Regions from separate parts of the Homo sapiens genome. Here region 2 is linked to region 1. Evidence: chromatin contacts called from ENCODE Hi-C or POLR2A ChIA-PET data. All regions are on one chromosome and are shown on one strand. The core of a region is the stretch at or near the end of the contact, and the rest is flanking DNA. Distances in the headings are between cores, read along the strand shown.

Region 1 (4,516 bases), core at 1,330-3,829:
CACATGATTCAATTACCTCCCCCTGGGTCTCTCCCAAAACACATAGGAATTCTGGGCGATACAATTCAAGTTGAGATTTGGGTGGGGACACAGAGGGGTAAGCAGGGGGCCAGATTATACAAAGCCTTGATAAGAATTTTGGATTTTATTCCAAGTGCAACATGAAGTCACTAAAGTGTTGTGAAGAGAAAAAACATGGCTCAGTTAGCCTTTTAATAAGATCACTCTAGTTCCGTTGTGAAGAATGAATTGGTAATGGGTGTGAGGCAAGATAAGAAGTAGAAAGACCTGTCAGGTCTTTGTAGAAGATGGTGAACTGGGCTGGGGCAGTGGCTAACACCTGTAATCCCAGCACTTTGGGAGGCCAAGGCAGGTGGATCACCTGAGGTCAGGAGTTCAAGACCAGCCTGGCCAACGTGGTGAAACCCCATCTCTACTAAAAATACAAAAATTGCTGGGCGTTGTGGCACGTGCCTGTAATCCCAGTTCCTTGGGAGGCTGAGGCAGGAGAATCACTTGAACCTGGGAGGTGGAGGTTGCAGTAAGCCAAAATCACACCATTGCACTCCAGCCTGGGCAACAGAACAAGACTCTCTCTCCAAAAAAAAAAAAAAAAAAAAAAAAAGATAGTGAACTAGATTAAGGTAGTAGAAATGAAGCCAAAGTGGGAGGATCACTTGAGGCCAAGAGTTCAAGACCAGCCTGGGCAATATAGCAAGCTCCTGACTCTCAAAAAAATTATTTTAAAAATTAGGCTGGCGGTGCACATCTGTAGTCCCTCTATTTCTCACCTTTTTTTATGATATTGTCACATTAATTTTGTAACTGAAAAAATTAGAAAGCATTATTAATTAGATTACTTAGCATTTGCCTCTGTGCTAACTCCTGGGCTCAAGTGACCCTCGCACCTCAGCCTCAGGGCTGCAGTGAGCTATGTCACACCACTGCACTCCAGCCTGGGAAACAGAGCAAGACCCAATCTCAAAAAAAAAAAAAATAGACCAGAGGACACGGCAGGGTGCGGGGAAAATGAGACATCAGCAGTGGTGCCCAGAAGACTGGTTTTAGCTCCTGGGTGTAGCAGTAGCATTTACGGGAAGGGGAAAGGGAAGAAAAAATAGATTTGGGGGATAAAATGATGAATTTAGTAAATTTAAATAACATGAGACTGCACCATATAATTTGCTTATAGAATCTCTCTCTCCAGGAAGACCTTTAAAGATGAGGAATATATGTTTCACCTTTGAAGTCTCAACACCCTGAACAATACAACATGTTGCAGACTAGGTATTTAGTGTTTGTTAAATGAACATCACAACTTTGCAAGTGGTTCATTCATTCCAGTATAATAAGATTCCAGTTATTGTGAAAAGCCATTTAAACTGTTTTCCTTACCAAGGAAAAGTTGATAGATGAGTAATTATTCTTTAACTTAAAAAGAGAATGAAAAAGTATGTGATTTTTTTAAAATTATTTTTTGTTTGTTTAGTTTTCTGTAAAGTAAAATAGCAGTTAAAAGCTAAAATGCGTGTATTTACATTCTTAGGCCTGCTACTGACCTTCTTCAAGTGATTTTACCTCCCAACGTTTCAGTTTCTCCATTTGCAGAAGGGAGATAATGGTGGTTGCCTTATCTCACAAGGATGTCATGAAAATAAGTCAGATAAATTGCTTTGCCCTCCTTGGAGAGGGGCTCTAGAAAGTAAGCATTATTAGATATGATGATGAATACCCACAACTTCAAAGATATTTTTAAATTGCCCCCCCTCCGCCCCCAAGTCTTTGAACATGTTAAGCCTATGAATAGCACTGGGGTAGGTGTTTATATATTTCTGGCAAGCTTTCACCTCTTGTTAAAGCAGTAAATGGTCTTTGAACAAACGTATTTCTCATTCTTTGATAACTATGCTTCCTTGTTTGTACACTTGAAAGATGATTATAATCTGGCATATGAGGTCAAGTTGAACTCCTTGGTGCCATTACAGTTCAAATGTAGCTTTAATTGAGTTTTTCTTCCAAGGTTGAAAATAAGTCACCCAGTTCACTTTAGCAAACTACTCGCATTTTTTAAAAAGATTGTGGGGAATGTAACTGTTTTTGCAACTGATATGTATAATGTTTTTCATTTTAGTTATAATATCCTCATTGATCATACAAAAAAGTCAGTATTTGTATTTCTTCATTATTGCATTTTTCTGTTTTCCTTAAATTGTTTTTAATAACTATAATTATGCCTTTTAACACTTATATAGACAGCCATAGTACACACATAAATATCACCAAAGTGAAAACCTAGAGCCCCAAGACAAAAAAAAAAAAAAAAATGATAGTCAAACATCATCTAGAGAAAGATTCTAGCTGCAGGTGTGCATCAAGTTCATAATTGGTGTTATTTTAAAAATTCACAAACCATTAGCACTTCCACCCTTCTCCATATATCTCTTAACTATATACCCAAGTCAAAACCACTTCCTGCCAGAGTAACTACAACATACCCATCAGAGCGCTGTAAAATCATTACTTGCAAAGTAAAGAGTAAGACAGACTTCTCCTCTCATTAATAATACCAGTTGCTGTCATATATATTACTCATATATTCTCCCCACAACCACCCTTCAAGGGAAGTCTTAGTACATCCGGTTGACACATGTGGAATGTAAAGTTGGGTGACTTATGCTAGATTCCCTCAGCTAGGTTAGAACAGGGTAAAAGTACAGGACCACAATAATATCCTTATTTCAATGTCTTCCTGTTTCCTTTTTATATCAAGGAAGAAATGAGAATTTGAGGCAACACAAATGAAGACCATATATACTTTGATACCTACCTAGGAGGGGAGATACAAACCAGAGTAAAGGAAAAATATGGGAAAAGTTGCCTCATTTCCACCTAGTGATGGTGGAACCCTTGGAACCCTCTTCACATCCCATAACGACTGACAGAATGGACACTGAAAAACAGGCCCACCCCTCAGGCAGAACCACTGGAAGAAATACCCTAACCCCTATACGTGAAGGATTAGCACTACTATTTTCAGAATATTATTAAAATTTAATTTTGAAACTTCTCTTTAGTGATATTCCCAGAAACCTATAACAGATACCACCAGTGTAAACTCCTCTCAAATACATTTATTTTGGGTAGGCCTCAAACTGGTAGGATGGTCCAAACCCTCACCCTTCTAGAGAAAGCACTCAGGAATGCTTAAATTTGCCTAGGCCAAAGGTCGCAAATTAATAGCCTATAATAGACCAGATTTTATCTCAAAACGTTTTTTTATTGGTGCATTGCAATGACTTCAGCTATCAACAACCTAAGCTAGGAGGTCCCCAGGCCATCCTTACATCTGACAAGCTGCCTACAAATTTAGGGGTTCCCACTACCCCTTCAAGTTTCATAATTCAGTAGAATGACTTAGAGAACTCAGGAAAGTGTTATTTCGGTTTTATTACAGTTTTATCATAGCAAAAGGATGTTTATTATAGTTATTATTATGGTTTTATTATAGCAAAAGGATTCAAATCAAAACCAGCCAAAGGGAGAGACACATAGAGTGAGGTCTGGGAGGGTCCCAGAAAGAAGGTTCCATTGTCCCTCTCCTCATGTCCTCAGGGACACATTTTCCTCCTAGCACACTGAGTACTGCCAACCACGGACGTTCATCCAAGCTTCAGTGTGTCCAGAGTTTTTATTGGGGCTTCATTACAGGCATGATTGGATGAATCACTAGTCATAAGGCTCAGACATGTGGCTCCAAGTCTCTCAAGAGGTCGGGCTAGTATCATGGGGCCCAAAGCCCCAACACTCTAATCACATGGCTGACCAACCCCCAGTCATGAGTCATCTCGTTAGTGTAAACTATTGGGTCTAGTCCAAGAGGCCTACCAAGAAAAGACACTCCCACCATTCTTGGTGAATTCCAAGGGTTTAGAGGCTACTTCCCAGGGTTCAGGAACAAAAGCCATCCAAATTCTTTACCATGCACTTATATAATATTTAAATTTTATTTCAATTTAGCTACCAACATTCTATAATCAGTGGTGTTGACATAAAAATCTGAATTTTTGTCTTCTCTTGCAATACTGACAATTTTAGGCTCAATTTCTGTAAGATTGCTGCCTCCTTAAAAAGGGAAGCTCATTCTCCCTACCATCTCTATAGTCTCCATTTTCTTATTCCCAGTGTGATTCACTTCTTTGTTTCCTTTCTGTCCACTGCAGACATTTAAATTTGCATATCCTGGGCTAATTCTTGGGTATTTTCGCTGTTTTTACTTCCATCACATATTATTACCTTAAAAGAATGAACATGAAGGAATGACAGTTACCTTTTGTCACTTCATTCTCATCTTATTTAAAACCACTCCTCCCTTACACTTTGTATGACGGTGGGTGCATGTGTACACACGCTTGTGCCTGTGCCATCTATTTGTCTCTTAAGTCTCGAGCCAGGCTAACATGGAATTTTTGACTGCAGAACCAGGACAAGCTGAATTAAAACTCAATGTCATCCTCAG
Region 2 (4,516 bases), core at 1,338-3,837, 660 kb after region 1:
GCTTTTACAAGAAGTTGATGTTGCTTGGGTTTTATGTTTTATGTTGTATTTAGCACAAAAGCCATTTTAAAAAAGTGTTATAAGGAAATATCTGAAAACATTCAGTCCATAGACCCTGGTGATGAAACGTCCCCCAAACACAATGGCTCACTCAGAACATACTCCTATGGAATAGTTTCCACAAATCAAACTCATACGAATATAGGGAGGATACATAAGAATGCAAAATCAGGCCAAGCCTGCTGGCTCATGCCTATTATAATCCCAGCACTTTGGGAGGCCAAGGCAGGTGAATTGCTTGAGCGCAGGAGTTCAAGACCAGCTTGGGCAACATAGTGAGACCTTCTCTCTACTAATAATAAGAAAGATTAGCTGGGCATAGTGACTCATGCCTGTAGTCCTAGCTACTCAGGAGGCTGAGGTGGGAGGATCACTTGAGTCCCGGGGTTCAAGGCTACAATGAGCTGTGATCACGCCACTGAACTGTAGACAGGGTGACACAGATCTTGTCTCAAAACAACAACAACGGCAACAACAACAACAACGTTCTGAAGCATCACATTAGCCAGGGGTTTCTGAATACTTACTTTGTACCAATGTTACTTTAAGTTCTGCATATATATTACTAGGTTGGTATAAAAGTAATCGTGGTTTTTGCCGTTATGTTTAATACTTTGCACCAACCTAATAGCTCACAGAATAAAAAAAAAAGTCTATGAGGTAGGTACAGTTTTCATCCTTATTTTACAAATGAGAAAAGGAGGCCAAGAATGATAAAGTAACTTGGTCTCACAGCCAGAAAGTGATGGAGCCAAGATTTGAACTTGGGCAGTTGGACTGTGTTCTTAGTCACTGTGCTTCCTGGGTGATTACTGTGACCCTTGTACTTGACACTCTGCTATCAATTACAAGAGCCATTTCTGTGTGTGCACTTGATTTCCTTGGGGTCTCCAGGGAAATGTAATTGTCTCCTCAAGTCCAGGCTTTCCTAGAAGACATGGTGATTGCACTGATAACCAGCATTAGGGCTGGCTTTGGGAAAGCTCAGTACCTATGATTTATGGTTAGTATCTTAGATTTTAGAACGCTGAGCAGGAAGTTTTTGTGCTTTCTGAAATCCTCACACCTTTAAGTCTCATGATTGGTGAGGAGGCAGTGGTCCAAGGGAATGGATAGAAGGAGATAATAAGATAAGCCAAATGTTTCAAAGGGAGTGAAAACTGTTGAATGTAAATGCAGCTCAAGGAAGACTTCCCTATCTGAATAAAAAGGTGCAAATAATGCGGCCTATTTGTATGCATGGTGGCTTAATGATGTTGATGGTGATGATGATAGCTTTACACTATCAGAGCGCTCATTCTGGGCTAGGCAGTTTTCTCAGTGGGGTACAGATATTAATTTATTTACAGTGAGCCAGAGAAGTCTGCTGTAGCTTTTAATGCGTCTAAAATGGGACACATGAACCCCTTAGGAATTTTCAGACTGATCAGGACAGTTTCCTAGAAACAGTTCGTGAAAGGGATGAGATGGGCCCATGGTATCTACCCCTTCCTAGCTGCGTGAACTTGGGCAACTCAACCTTCTTGTGCTGTTTCTCTATGGCTAGTGCGTGTAATTTGTTGTTGTTGTTGTTGTTTGCTTTTGAGACGTTGTCTCACTCAGTTGCCCAGGCTGGAGTGCAGTGGCACGATCTTGGCGCACTGCAACCTCCTTCAAGTTATTCTCCTGCCTCAGCCTCCCAAGCAGCTGGGGTTACAGGCATGCGCCACCATGCCCGGCTCATTTTTGTATTTTCTGTAGAGATGGAGTTTCACCATGTTGGTCAGGCTGGTCTCGAACTCCTGACCTTAGGTGATCCGCCCACCTTGGCCTCCCAAAGTTCTGGGATTACAGGTGTGAGCCACCACTCCCGGCCTAGTATGTGTCATTGACAATTGTTCCTACCTCAAAGGCTGTTATGAGGATTAAATGAGCTAATGCATGTAAAATGCATCTGCATAATATATAACACAGCTCGATAAATGTGAGTTGCTATTGTTGATTATTATGGCCACGTTTGCCGCTGATGATGTTCAACCACTGAAAAGCATCGTTTTCTTTCTTCTAGTAACTGTGTGTACTGAATGCCTCGCGTTTGTCCCTACTGCACTTTTCAGTCTGTCACAATCCTGGGTCGTCGGGGGACTGTACCGAGCGCCCTTGGAGTGCTCGCAGCAGGGAAGAAGGAGCGAGCAGGGAGGAGCTGAGGAGGGTCGGAGCGGAATGGACACCCAGAGACTGAGATGAGAGAGGGGCTATAAGAAGAGAAACCAGTCGCAGGAAAACAGAACTCTCGACAAACGCACGCCCTCTTTGCGCTCTCCGTTTCTCTGGACCTGGATGGAATTGTTTTACTTTGCATCGCCGGACTGCGCTGCGGACGGGGTGGGGCGGCCCAATGGCCCCCCTGGGGTTACTCTGCTCCCCTTCACGCTTCCCTCCCGGCCCCGCCCCGCGATTGGCCGGCGCGCCCCGGGGCTGCCGCCGATTGGTGCTCGCCGGCCGGAGCCGCGGGGCTTAAAGAGGGGGCGGGGGCGCGCTGCCCAGCAGCGCTGCTGTCCCCGCCGTGCGCCCTTCGCCGCTGAGCTCGCAGCCTCCGGCGCCCACCTCCACCTCCAGTGTCCCGCCTCGGGCCGTCGCCCTCCAGCGGCTCGCGAGCGTGGGAGACGTACCTGGGCAGGCACTGTCCAGCCCAGGCCCAGGCACAGCCGTGAGGGGCGAGGCACGGGGACATCCTGGCGGCCACCATGGTGGCCACGTGCCTGCAGGTGGTGGGCTTCGTCACGAGCTTCGTGGGCTGGATCGGGGTCATCGTGACCACCTCCACCAATGACTGGGTGGTGACCTGCGGCTACACCATCCCCACCTGCCGCAAGCTGGATGAGCTGGGCTCCAAGGGGCTGTGGGCCGACTGCGTCATGGCCACGGGGCTGTACCACTGCAAGCCCCTGGTGGACATCCTCATCCTGCCGGGTAAGGACCCGAGCTTGGCGGCGGCTCCCAAATCCTTATCCTCTGGGTAGAGAGCGGGATATTAGACGGCGTCACAGAGACATTTTGGGGGCTTGAAGACCTTTGGGTACGTTTTTGACATCCCTAGTCCCACCTTGTTGTAAAAGAATTAGGCAGCCCCGAACTTAACTTCTCTAGGCCGCAGTATTCTTATCTGGAATTTGAGATAATAGTGGCAATGTGGCCGGTGGTAACACTGGCCGGGTCCCTTTGAGAATGAACAAACCGGAACACCTAATAGGAACTGAGTCCGTGTTAATTACTGCGGTCCCAGCCCGCATCCTTCCACCGTCCGCTTCCCGAAGTGCTTCCCGCTCCCGCCCGGCCTCCCCCGGGGCGCCGAGCCTTCGCGTTAGGTTCCGCCCGCAGAGGTGAGAAGGAGCGTGTAACACAAGCTGACAGGAGAATCGAACCGGCTCAGGCTGAGTTTCTCGGTCCTCATGGGATGGGCGAAGCGCCCCCGGCCAGGTTAGAGCCCTCCTAGCTCCGTCCGCGCAGCCGCTGAGCAATTCACGTCCAGGGCTCTCTGGGCTGCCTGGTTTGGGAAATGTCACGTTGATTCCCGCACGTGCCCAGGGCCATCTCCGCTGCCCCCGCTACCCCCGCCCCTGCTGTGGGCGCGTCAGACTGCGGGGCTGCGGTGACGCCGGCTCCCGCTCCGCGCCGCTGGGTTGGATAGGGACGAGCGGGCGCTCCTCGGAGGGCGGACTCCACTGGGGAGATACGGAGCGCGCCGCCGAGGGTCGCTCGCCGCCACCCCTCCAGCGTGTCTCAGATTGGGAAGGGGAGGTAAAAATTGACAGCCTAGCGCCGGCCAGGGGCCACATTTTCACATGTGTCCTGTGGAAACATTTTGGGCGACAGCCTCAATTCAGATTTAAACCAATGGGTTGGGCAATGGCGAGGTCGCGGGCACCCCCTTGGTTTTCTGCTGGAATCTCTGCTCTACCCCCAAGGCATGTCCCTACAAGGTGGGCTTCTGTCCCCCAGCCTTCGTGGATTGTGCTCACTTAAAGGATTTTCCCGGTTTCCTCAAGATGGGGAGAAACCTGTCCCTGAAGCCGCCAGTCAGATAAGACTGTGCTCGCCCCTTAAGCCTCCTCCAAGCACGCCCTATTTCCGGTCCTCGCAGTCGGAATCTGAATCCCTCCTTTCTCCTTGCTGCCTAGTACTTGGCTCTTATCCTCACAAAGGCACATTTTATCTTGTTTTTTGTTGATTGTTCGTGAGTGAAGTTCTCCCACTACGTTTTAAATTCCTTGAAGATAGAGATGGCGTCCTGTTATTCTCTTTGCTTCCTCTTCTGGACCTGGCATGGCCTCTGGCACACAATAGCTGCGGGCAGTGCTTGCCTGGTTTGCCTTACGCTATCCTTTCCTTCATTTTGAACTTTCAGAAGGCCAGAGGTCAACGAACGCAGATCTAGACTCAGCTTTGGCTAATGCTGGTGTTGGCAGACCCGGGC

Evidence for each region. Hi-C counts contacts between places; a loop is a spot of excess contacts on that map. ChIA-PET counts read pairs that join two places held with the same protein, here RNA polymerase II (POLR2A). Pooled maps may share reads with other maps.
Region 2: a loop to region 1 is called in a map of vagina, with 10 times the contacts of the local background. The contact joins the promoter of CLDN11 here to the enhancer-like site in region 1. A Hi-C loop is called at or near these places in 12 of 168 maps with a recorded cell type or tissue (A673, B cell, CD8-positive, alpha-beta T cell and 8 more), 21 of 37 single-sample maps with no recorded cell type and 13 of 50 pooled maps. POLR2A ChIA-PET finds 5 or more read pairs at or near these places in 1 of 52 experiments (A673).

What each region holds. Positions count from the first base shown.
Region 1 is chr3:169,756,897-169,761,412 of GRCh38, forward strand. No RefSeq gene overlaps it. Among named protein-coding and RNA genes, the nearest start is that of ACTRT3, 10 kb to the right of the region's middle. Within about 2 kb of position 2,580, at least 4 of the 41 ENCODE cell types and tissues checked have a DNase peak (open chromatin) inside an H3K27ac peak, as active enhancers do; they include CD8-positive, alpha-beta T cell and OCI-LY7, where a contact is called at or near this core.
Region 2 is chr3:170,416,281-170,420,796 of GRCh38, forward strand. CLDN11 (claudin 11) reads left to right here and starts at 2,588. Exons shown (of 3, transcript NM_005602.6): 1 at 2,588-3,012. The coding sequence starts at 2,787. RefSeq lists an enhancer at 2,336-3,288.